Linked DNA regions of Homo sapiens: region 1 is linked to region 2. The links are chromatin contacts, found by Hi-C or POLR2A ChIA-PET in ENCODE. All regions are on one chromosome and are shown on one strand. Each heading gives the region's core, a stretch centred on a gene start or an enhancer-like site at or near the end of the contact. The rest is flanking DNA. Distances are from core to core; before and after follow the strand shown. Region 1 has its middle 10 kb from the start of TMEM39B. Region 2 has its middle 22 kb from the start of SPOCD1.

The links. A loop is a pair of places that touch in the nucleus more often than their neighbours do. ChIA-PET counts read pairs that join two places held with the same protein, here RNA polymerase II (POLR2A). Pooled maps may share reads with other maps.
Region 1: a loop to region 2 is called in a map with no recorded cell type, with 2.7 times the contacts of the local background. The contact joins two enhancer-like sites. A Hi-C loop is called at or near these places in 1 of 168 maps with a recorded cell type or tissue (K562), 3 of 37 single-sample maps with no recorded cell type and 7 of 50 pooled maps. POLR2A ChIA-PET finds 5 or more read pairs at or near these places in 5 of 52 experiments (GM12878, HEK293, OCI-LY7 and 2 more).

What each region holds. Positions count from the first base shown.
Region 1 is chr1:32,059,377-32,065,656 of GRCh38, forward strand. It overlaps a transcript of KHDRBS1 not described here. Among named protein-coding and RNA genes, the nearest start is that of TMEM39B, 10 kb to the right of the region's middle. RefSeq lists enhancers at 1,465-2,077, 3,092-3,386 and a silencer at 4,032-4,326. Within about 2 kb of position 3,400, at least 23 of the 41 ENCODE cell types and tissues checked have a DNase peak (open chromatin) inside an H3K27ac peak, as active enhancers do.
Region 2 is chr1:31,835,189-31,840,746 of GRCh38, forward strand. No RefSeq gene overlaps it. Among named protein-coding and RNA genes, the nearest start is that of SPOCD1, 22 kb to the left of the region's middle. RefSeq lists a silencer at 3,144-3,327. Within about 2 kb of position 2,708, at least 3 of the 41 ENCODE cell types and tissues checked have a DNase peak (open chromatin) inside an H3K27ac peak, as active enhancers do.

The DNA of each region.
Region 1 (6,280 bases), core at 2,150-4,649, 220 kb after region 2:
GGAGACAAAAATTTAAAAATTAGCCAGGGATGTTGGTGTGTGTCTGTGATCGTATATGGAGGCTGAGGTTGGAGGATCACTTTAGCCCAGGAGATCAAGGCTGAAGTGAGCCATGATGTTGCCACTGTACTCCAGTCTGAGTGACAAAGCAAGACTCTTTCTTTAAAAAAAAAAAAAAGAAGAAGAAGAAGAAGGAGCATTGCTATAGGTTTTAGCATGAGATCAAGCCCCTTCCCTGTGCCGCAGATTTAAGATGCGTCTCCTCTAGTCCACCCTGAGTATTTGGTGCTGGGATGAATCCTTCATAACATCCATCGCCCCTTGAGCCTAACATTGAGTTACCAATAATAGTGATAATAAGATGCCTATTTTCTGATTTCCATTCTTCAAAAGACTTTAAAGATTTTTGTTCATCTTTTTCACATTTCTAGGACAGCAGAAAGCATTTTTCCCTTTGTTTATAGAGGCTTCAAAGCTTGGATAGGCCCCCCAAAGGTTTTGTTGATTCTTCCCTGGATCCACTCAGCTGAGATATGGCCAAGGACAGGAGATATTGAGCGTGAGACTGCATTTTCATTACCAGACAGACAGTAAAAAGAGAATTCATAGGCTGTGGACTTCTGTTTTCTACCCATCTGTGTACCCAAGAAACTTGTGTACTGAATGAAACAAGTAGAGTTGTGCTGTGGGATGGGGCAATTGTGAGGGAAGCATCCTGGTCAGGTGGGAGGCTGGGAAGCCCCCTAATAGGGAGCTTTCTTAATTTTCTACCTTGTGTCTTTGCAGCTATCAGAGGACTCCTGAAACCTGGAGAGCTACCTGCTGTATAAAGGCTGGCCTGAGGGCATTTGCTGAACACAGAGAAACCCAGGAGAGGAGATCAGCAGTTTTCTTTCACTCTACTTGATCTGTCAGATTTACCCACAGAAAGCCAGTCAGGATCCCTTAAGAGTCTTTAGGCCCAGAATGGAGTCCTCAGGGCTGCAGGGGACTGTGGTGCTAACAATTAAACTGTTCAAGACTTTAAAGAGTTGAAGGGGACTAATGGGTATCCCTAGCATGGCCTCCTAGATGGGAATTAACTGGCAACTCCTACTGTGCCATTCCCAGTATGTGTGCTTCCCTTTAGCCTCCCATAGAATTGGCTGAAACACCCTACCACCGTTTTCTGTTTCCCCACTACCACACCTGTGTTATGGGTGTCAGCCTGTGAGTCCTTGAACCCTTCCAGAGGGCTCCCAAGGGAGGGTGATCACTGCCCTTCCATAAAAGGCTGAGGAAAGCCAAGTGAGAAGATTCAATTAATTTGGGCAAGTTATTTAACATCTGAACCTGTTTTTCTCTTCATTGTTTATTACTTACCTTGTCCAAAAAGGTCATAAAGGGTAGGGCTTTTTCTGTTCCACCTCTGTACTATATTTCTCCCCAACAAATATCTGCCCCTGAGGACCTCAATAAAGGTTTGGTCAAGTGATGAATGGTCCCACTCTGGTAGCTTCTATCAGCTTTGGGAGAGAGCCAAAGCCCCCTTGTTTAGCTCTCACTTTCCTTCCAGCTATACTAGGCCAGCTATTTGTTCTGCCATTTTCCCTTGAAGGATTGGAAAGTCAGCCTTTGATAGGCTTCTGGTTTCCTCTGGCCTATTTCTAGGTTGATTTATACTCAGCTTCCTGAGAGGCTAGGGACCTCTGATACTGTACTCTTCCCTAATGCCTTCTGGTTATTTATCCTAACAAAGGAACAAGGGGAAGGACTGAGTTTAGGGAGAGAATAGAGCCTATCTGCATTTTAACTGTGCCTGGGGCATTCTAGTGAGCTTGGATTCATCCTTAGCAGGAACAGAAGTATAATGGAAAGGGATTCCTTAAAGTCAGTTGATTTACACTGGGCAAGCTATTTAATCTCTGAGCCTGTTTCTGTCATCATTGTTGATTACTGTAAATAACAGCTAATAATTTACTGATTTCTTAGTATGTACCAGGAAAATAAGAAAAACTGAGACTCAAGGAGGATAAAAAATTTGCCTATGGTTAGAAAAAGACTTCATGGTCTATACTATCAGACTTCATGGCCTATTCTTTTGACCTGTTTGTACCTCTCACAGCCACAAGTGCTTTGAAATATTAAAGCATTATGTTTGCATGAGGGGTTCGTCTAGGATGACAGATCATCTAGGTTTACCCAAGAGAGAGTTTCTGGGATATGGGACTATCCAGTGCTAAAACTAGAAAAGTCACAGGCCAGCCTCGATGAGTTTGTCACCCTGTTGTTTACATTGGATGCTCTGAGTCCAGGGCTGACAAGGGAGGAGTTTGGGGTGGGGAATTAGGGAATCAGATGGCATCTTCATCATATATAAATGGAGGCACAGAACCTGAGTCACTGACTGAGGAGCTGGTGTTAGGTTCCTAGATCGCTATACCTTCAGTCTGCTAGGATTTCTACTCGGGAGCCACAGAATTTTATAGGAAAGCTTACAGGGCTGAAGCCAAACAGATCTGAATTCAAATCCCAGCTCATCATTTGCATATTTCCAGAGCTTGTTTTAATTTTTTTTTTTTTTTTTTTTTTTTTTTTTGCTTTAAGAAGAGCTGTAGGGCCTGTTTACTCCATCAAAGTAGGATAAGAATTGCTACCTACTGGCCAGGTGCGGTGGCTCACGCCTGTAATCCTAGCACTTTGGGAGGCCGAGGTGGGCAGATCACGAGGTCAGGAGATCGAGACCATCCTGGCTAACATGGTGAAACCGCATCTCTACTAAAAATACAAAAAATTAGCCGGGCGTGGTGGTGGGCGCCCCTAGTCCCAGCTACTCAGGAGGCCGAGGCAGGAGAATGGTGTGAACCCAGGAGGCGGAGCTTGCAGTGAGCCGAGATCGCGCCATTGCACTCCAGCCTGGACCACAGAGCAAGACTCCATCTCAAAAAAAAAAAAAAAGAATTGCTACGTACTGAATGGGATCTGAGAAGCAAATGATGTGTTTGAAATGCCTGGCATGGGGTCTAGACACAATACTGCTCAACCTTTAAGTTTCCTTCCTCCTTTTTTCCCAGGCTTGTGGGTCTTATCCAGTCCTGTCACCTGTCACAGTCTTCGTCCTCCTCCTGTTACCACTTATGGCCCTTGGGATCTTCCTTTGAGAGCCCTGACTTGTTGGGCTTGGCCCACCCACCCAGCTGCCCTGTATGTCAGTCACCTCCCCTGTAAGCTGAGAAGGGATGACATCAGCCTTTCCCTCTTCCCCCCTCCCAAGCCTCTAGGCTGTTTTGAGCCATAAATATTTTAGCTGGGCCTTTCTCTGGCTGTTGCCAAGGTGATGGGCTCTCAGGGGACTGGGGTGGGAGTGTGGAGGTAGGGCTGGCAGCCTGGGGCCTGGCAGCAGAGCTGGCCCTGGAGGAGTGGGTATGAGGCCTGGCCAAGAGCCAATGCTTGCAGCTTGACAAGCAGGCTGTTGCTCTACCTGCTTGCCTTCCCTTTCCTCAGCCCCTCAGAGCCACTCCTATTGCCTACAGGCCCACTTCTGCCCTTGGCTGCTGCTCTTCGACCTCAGGTAAATTGTTCAATGTCCCTAGGCTTTCATTTTAACATTCGTAACAAAAATCCAAGAAAGCAAAGGAGGTTTTGTAAAAATGCTGTAAGATGCCAGGCTAGTGAATCATGATTGGAGAAGCTAGGTCCCACTGCCCTTTCTGATAGACCTAAAGGCTGAGGTCTTGATGCCATGTGGATGTCACCCTAAAGACAGCTCTTAGATATGCCACTCTCTCCCCTTCCTCCTTCCCCACGATGCACCCCCTGCTCTTTAGAAATTTTCTAAAGTTCCCGGGCCAGCTAGATGACCTGGCCTGCCATGGGGTAGCCCAGGAAGGAGTTGGGCCTGGTGGCTTATGAGCAGAGTTGAGAGTCTCTTTTGCTTGAGATACAGAAATTCAGGTCCCTAAACTAGATCTGGCCCTCATCCTTACCCACCTCACCTCTTTCCTGGTGACCTTACATCTGGCTAGCTGCTAAATTCTAGGTTGTGGCAGCATGCCCCACCCCCTCTCCTTGGGATGGGTCTAAGAAGGCCCATAGAGGAGGCACTGGGATCCATTCCCTACCCTACCATTGAGAATCGCTGCAGTTGTATCCAGGATTCCACATCTTATGCCCAGCTTAATTTCTCTGTTGTACTTGGAGTTGAGATTCCTTTGTATCAGGCTCTCTCTGGTGGTTAAGATGTGCATTACAGAAAAATAAGATAAATGAGAGACTGAATTTCAGGCCACCCTGAGAGGTGGGGATAGTTTACACTAAGGAAAAGAATCTGTGTCTCCAACTCCTAATAACATCTGCTCCATTTGTCACAGGATATCTCTCCCATGTGTTTGCTTCTCTCCATTAATCCTCACAACATAGTAATTTTCCTAATTGTACAGATGAAACAGGCTTAGAGAGTTGAAATCAAGTCCAAATTCTTTACTGTGTGTAACATTCAGGATCATCAAGTGATCTGAATTGAACCTATTTTTCCAACCTCATCTTCAGTTATTCTCAAGCCAAACTAGACTCACCCTTCTGGAACATAGCCTACTTTACAGTTCTCTCTATCTTAATTACCTTAAATACATTACCTGCCAAAATCTTATCTCTTTTTAAACTAAAGAAATGTGACATTTTCTGGGTTTTCTATAGTTTACATATATTTGTAATATAAGATGTGGGAAGACAAATGTCTGGATAAGAATGGGGGTAGGGGGATTGCCTGACAGGTGGGAGGTTGTGTGGGGAGACTAATGTATACATGGAGTGAGAATGGCCCAGGAAACTGGAAGAACATGAAGACACCTGGATTCTCTGGTATTGAAAATCAGATGTAAGTATTCTTGCTGGCAAGAGAAGGTGAAAGCAAATCCCTGGTGGGCTGGGACCGGGCTGCAGGTGACATTTTTTTCAAAGCCTTCAATCTTAAATTCACATTAGTTTGTTTTGTTTGTTTGAGATGGAGTTTTGCTCTTGTTGCCCAGGCTGGAGTGCAATGGGACGATCTCGGCTCACCACAGCCTCTGCCTCCCGGGTTCAAGCGATTCTCCTGCCTCAGCCTCCTGAGTAGCTGGGATTACAGGCATGTGCCAACATGCCCGGCTAATTTTGTATTTTTGGTAGAGACGGGGTTTCTCCATGTTGGTCAGGCTGTTCTCAAACTCCCGACCTCAGGTGATCCGCCCGCCTCAGCCTCCCAAAGTGCTGGGATTACAGGTGTGAACCACCGCGCCTGGCTTGTTTTTGTTTTTGACACAGGGTCTCGCTCTGTTTCCCAGGCTGGAGTGCAGTGGCACAATCTCAGCTCACTGTAACCTCCACTTCCCGGGTTCAAGTGATTCTCATGCCTCAGCCTCCTGAGTAGCTGGGATTACAGGTGCACAACACCACACCTGCCTAATTTTTGTGTTTTTAGTAGAGGTGGGATTTTGCCATGTTGGCCAGGCTGGTCTTGAAGTCCTGGCCTCAGGTGATCTGCCCATCTTGGCCTCCCAAAGTGCTGGGATTACAGGCGTGAGCCATCATGCCCAGCCCACATTAGTTTACTTTGTACTTTACAGTATATCCATGTTTTAATAAAAATAGCTAATGCTTCAATAGCACTGAATGTATGTCAGGTTCTAGTCTAAATACTTTACATAGATTCTCAAACCCATAAGGCTTGAGGAAACTGAGACCCAAAAAGGTTAAGTAACTTGCTAATGTCATACAGCCAGTAGGTGATGGGGCTAGGAAGTCTGGCTCCAGAGAACGTGTTCTTAATGACTGCGATTTGATGTTGAAAATTCTGCCTTACAGGCCGGGCGCGGTGGCTCACGCCTGTAATCTCAGCACTTTGGGAGGCCGAGGTGGGCAGATTACAAGGTGAGGAGATCGAGACCATCCTGGCTAACGTGGTGAAACCCCGTCTCTACTAAAAAATACAAAAAATTAGCCAGGCCCGGTGGCAGGCACCTGTAGTCCCAGCTACTCGGGAGGCTGAGGCAGGAGAATGGCGTGAACCCAGGAGGCGGAGCTTGCAATGAGGCGAGATTGCGCCACTGCACTCCAGCCTGGGCGACAGAGCGAGACTCCATCTCAAAAAAAAAAAAAGAAAAAGAAAATTCTGCCTTATATTTCCATTGAATAAAACTGACATTCCAGAAAGCTGCATTGTGTTTTATCCTGTGGATTCATCACTTCTGTGTACCACCAGAGGTCTGCATAGTCTGGTCTGAAAACTGCTGATTTAAGGCCAGGCGCAGTGGCTCATGCCTGT
Region 2 (5,558 bases), core at 1,458-3,957:
GTAGGCTGAAGAGGAGGAAGAGGAGGGCTTGGTCCTGCTGTCTCAGGGGTGGCAGAGGCAGAAGAAAATCTGCATGAGAGTGGACCACACCATTCAAACGTGTGTTGTTCAAGGTTCAGCTCCATATGTATTTGTTTATTTGCGTGTTTATTAGTATTCTTGCATGTAGACAACAGAGTCCACTCTGGCTAGTTTCCGTAGAAGGAAAATTTATTTAGGGATGTTAGAGAAACAGGATCTGGATGCAGCTTTCAAGAGCCTCTCCAAGAAGCATATTGCAGAATCAGACTCATGGAGGACCTGCCACCACTGTCACTGACTCCAGGCCACACTGCTTTAACTGCCACCAGGCTGGCAGAAAAAGGATGCCCTGCACACAGCTATTCCCATGCATAGCTCATCACTCAGTTGGCGTCTCAGGTGGGCAAGGATGATTGGAGGAACCAAGGTCACATGCCTGCACCCTAGCTGCAAGGGAGGCTCACTTGGCTCTGAGGAGGAACTCAAGATATCAGGAATCCCACTCCAACGTCTTCCACTTGATTGCTTTCTTGGGTCCCTAGTAAGTAGTTCGAATGCAAAAGAAGTTGGAAATTTTAAGCTAAAAACAAGTTATGTTAAAGAAGAAAAAATCTGGAGAATTTAATTAGAAGTAGTTCTTCACCAATAGACAGCCAATCAACTGTAAGTTCAGGCAAGCTGTCCTGCTGCATCAGAAACGTTTAAAAACCTGTATTCCCAGCTACTGGGGAGGATCGTTTGAACCCAGGAATTCAAGGCTGCAGTGAGCTATGATCACGCCACTGCACTCCAGTCTGGGCAACAGAGCAAGACCTCTCTAAAAACGAAAAGAAAACACACACACACACACACACACACACACACACACACACACACACACAAAAGGAAATGCTGAAAGGATTGCTTTCTTTTCCACAATAAGTAAAAATCCTCCAGAAAACAAGAGGAAAGGAAAGGGAACCAATACTTGTGTGTTTATTGTGTGCTAAGCATTTTACATGTATTCTTTCTTTTAATTTTATTTATTCATTTTTTGAGACAGAGTCTCACAGACAGGAATTTTTTAAATTGTTGAGCAGCAGTGAAAGATAAATGGTCAGTACAGCTTCCTTCCTGTGTCCCTCAATTAGACTGTAAACTCCAGGTAGGCAGGTACCTTGAATATCTTGTTCATCACTGTATCTCCAGCACCTAACATGGAGCCTGTGATGAAGAAACAGATAAAGGAAACGTAAACAATAATAGAACCACCTCAACTTTGAGGCTTCTGGCCAGCTTACCATCTCTCAAGGGGCTACGTCTCCAAACCTTTGGAAGAGCTCTTCCTTATTCATGGAATGTCCGTTCCTCCACACCCCCTTGCCTGATGGTGAAGTTGTCTCTGTCTTTCTATTCTCAGCTTTGACTCACCTCCTCCTGGAGGGTTTCCTTGATGTACACCTCCATGCCTATCACCTCTGTTGGCATCACCACCACATCCTTGCCCTAACAGCTAGTTTTGTATGGTAGTTAAGAAGGCAAGCTCTGAAGTCCAACTGCCTGATTTCGAATACTGGCTTCAGCTCTTATTGGCTGTTGGTGCTTAGGTAAGTCGTGTGGCCATTCTGAGGATCATTCTCCTCGTCTGTAAAATGGGGCTAAAAATAGTAGCTAAATCACAGGATTGTTGTGGTTTTAAATGAGATAGTATATGCAAGTTCTTAGAATGGGGCCCGGTACAGAGAGAGAGGGAGCGTGCAAACAACCTCTGCTGCTGTTGCAATTCTTTACTCTTCTAGAACTTAGCAGGGCAATATTGTAATTGTTTTCCAGTTTGTATTCCCAACTTAACTGAGGCCTTCTGGAGTCAGGAACTGGAGTGTCCTTTACTCCCATACCTCTTCATGCACCTGCCATCCAGATCAGATGTTCACATAATATTTGTTGTATAAACTCAAAGAAATCACAAATGCAAAGATGGAAAGATAAAACGTTTAGGGTGTGTATAATAGAAAAATAACTAAAACTAAAATGTCACCTGGGAGTGGGGAAAATGGAAAATGGCTAATAGCTACGTGGTGTAAAGATTTTATACACATCAATAAAAAATATCTGAGTTGCTAAGACAGATGGGTACAAAGGTCATGAGCAGGCAATTTAAGTAACTAAATAGAAATAGTAAGTAAAATATGGAAGAATACTCAGTCTTCCACAAATGAGCTACAAATGATAGCAACAGTATCATAGAATGCAGAATTAAATATAGAACCATCCATAACTGAGAAATGTCCAATGGCAGAAGAATGGTTACATAAATAATGATATATTGGCTCAATGGCATGGTGTTCCACCATAAAATAATTATGAAAATGTTGAAACGAGTGTTTATGACATAGAAAGTTTGCAAGCAGATTGCAGAACTAAACTTAAAGCATCATCACCGTGTGCGAAATGTTCATCTGGACTTGATCGAAGCTTGGCAGAGAATATAAGAAAATGAACACAGTTGCCTTGATAAAAGAGAGAAACCTTACTGAGTGCCCCCATAGCCCTGACTCCATGCCCAGGGCTTATACACATACGATCTCACTGAATCCTCCAGTTCTCCCCAGCTCCCTGTGAGCTAAGAGTCATTCCCCTTTACAGGTAAGGCAGCTAAGGCAAAGAGAAGGGCAAGAAAACCTGCCTGAGGTGGTGCAGGCAGTAATTAGCAGAGAGGCGTGCCAACCCTGGTGTGTTGGACTCCATGTTCGGTGCTCTTTCCAACTCATCAGATGTGTAAGATGGATGTGATCCAATAGTTTTATTTCTCTTTAAACATTGCCTTTAGTGCTGTTTAAATGTCACTTGCGCAATTAAAACACAATTAAAAGAAAAACCAAAGCTGTCTCAGGAAGGCAGCTTAGTCTCTGTTCCTCCAGAGAGCTCCATGGACCAGAACCCCACCCTGCTCCTGGTCGACACTCATGGTTTTGCCCAAACAATCCCAGGACACAGCCCTGCTGAATTTTCTGTCCCTCTTCATTGGATTTAAAGCCCACAGGAGGCATCTGGCATTTCCTCCACCCCTCTCACCAAGACTCTCCTTTCATTTGAAGGTGCCCAGGAACTCTAGTTACCCGTGTCATGGGGACCCCAGTACTATTGTCAGTATTTCAGAAAGCCAAATAGAAATTGTGCTATCATCCTAACAAGGCCTTGTGGGCTGACAGAGTGCCCCTACTGTCCATCCTTGGATGAAAATGTGTGCTGACCCTGTGCGCCAGGAAAAAACGTACAGAATCCCAGGTTGCTGAGTTTAGGGGAGTCAGGGAGGTCTCCCTGGGGAGTGGACTTTTCCAGCTGAGATCTGGAGGGTGAGTAGGAGTCAGCCAGGCGAAGAACAGAAGAAAGAGGCTCACTCTGTTGTCCAGGCTGAAGTTCAGTGGCACAATCATAGCTCATCATAACCTTGAAGTCAAACCAAAAGTAACATAAAAGAGAACGCACTGATGCAACACGTAAGATAGAAATGAAGAAAGAAAAATTAAATGAGAAAAAAATTTTAAAGTTTAAATGATAAGAGAGAAAATGTGAGACCCTGTCTCTAAAAACAATAAAATAGGCCGAGCACAGTGGCTCACACTTGTAATCCCAGTACTTTGGGAGGCAGAGGCGGGCGGATCACCTGAGGTCGGGAGTTTAAGACCAGCCTGACCAACATGGAGAAACCTCGTCTCTACTAAAAATACAAAATTAGCCAGGAGTGGTGGCACATGCCTGTAATCCCAGCTACTCGGGAGGCTGAGGCAGGAGAATCGCTTGAACCCGGGAGGCGGAGATTGCGCCATTGCACTCCAGCTTGGGCAACAAGAGCGAAACTCCGTCTCAAAAAAAAAAAAAAAGCCCTGAGGCAGGAAAGATGGGGAGCTTTCAAGAAAATGAAATGAAAGACGCACTGTGGACCATGTGTGGAGGCTCACGCCTGTGCTGGCTCACTCCCAGCACTTTGGGAGGCTGAGGCGGGCAGACCGCTTGAGGTCAGGAGTTCAAGACCAGCCTGGCCAACATGGTGAAACCCCATTTCTACTAAAAATACAATGACCCCAAAAAACCATATACACATGTCAAAGTCACTGAAGAAGGAAACTCAAATAATGGTATCAAAACAATATTCTATAATATAATGATCCACATCAAAATATATTCTATTGGCCAGGCACAGTGGCTCATTCCTATAATCCCAGCACTTTGGGAGGCCGAAGTGGGTGGATCACCTGAGGTCAGAAGTTCAAGACCATCCTGGCCAACATGGAGGAACCCCATCTCCACTAAAAATACAAAAAATTAGCTGGGCGTGGTGGCACATGCCTGTAATCCCAGCTCCTCCGGAGGCTGAGGCACGAGAATTGCTTGAATCCAGGAAGCAAAGGTTGCAGTGAGCTGAGATTGCACCACTGCACTCTAGCCTGGGCAACAGAGCAAGACTCTGTCACACACACATGCACACACACACACACACATATATATGCTATTTAAAAAGTATTAGATTTTAAAGTTAAGAAAGATTCCTTTGAGAATCTAAACATAAAGGAACAAGTTACTTAAAAATCCCAGGCTGGCCTCTGGCTTCTTTACAGCAACATCCAGCATTAGCATACAATAGACAGATACCTACAAAGTCATCAAGGAGAGAAAGTGTGACTCAAGAATTTTATTTTCAGCCAAACTGTTGTTGAAGGAGAAAGGCAAAAGACAAAATTTTTGAACATGTGTGGGAAGTTTGGAGGCTGAGGCAGCTGCACAGTCTGGATTTGTTGGAAGAATAGGATTTTTTTCCTTATGGTGACCCAGAGTTTTACTTAGGGGTTCATTCACACATTTATCCAACAGATTTTTTTTTTTCTCTCTCTCTCTCTTTTGAAACAGGGTCTTGTTCTGTTGCCCAGGCTGGAATGCAATGACGTGATCACGGCTCACAGCAGCCTGGACCTTCTGGGCTCAAGCGATCCTCCCACCACATTCCCCCAACCCGAGTAGCTGGGACCACAGGTGTGTGCCACCATGCCGGGCTAATTTTTTTTTTTTTAATTTTTTGTAGAGATGGGGTCTCCCTAGTTTGCCCATGCTGGTCTTCAACTCCCCGCTCAAGTGATCTTCCTGCCTCAGCCTCCCAAAGTGTTGGGATTACAGGCATGAGCCACCATGCCTGGCTTAAACAGATTCTTAAAGACTAGAGAAGGTGTTGGGCCCTGTGTCCGGAACTGTCTTATACCAAATGCTAAGAAGGGTGAGGGGAAAGTGTCTTTGCAGAGATGAGTTGGCCTTTGAAGGTGAGTCAGAGTAACTGAGAGGAAGGGGATCCCAGGCAAAGAAAAGGGCATGAGCAGTCGGGCGCGGTGGCTCACGCCTGTAATCCTAGCACTTTGGGAGGCCAAGGCGGGTGGTTCACGAGGTCAGGAGATCGAGACCATCCTGGCCAACATGATGAAACCCTGTCTCTACTAAAATACAAAAAAATAGCTGGGGGTGGTGGCACGCGCCTGTAATTCCAGCTACTCAGGAGGCTGAGGCAAGGG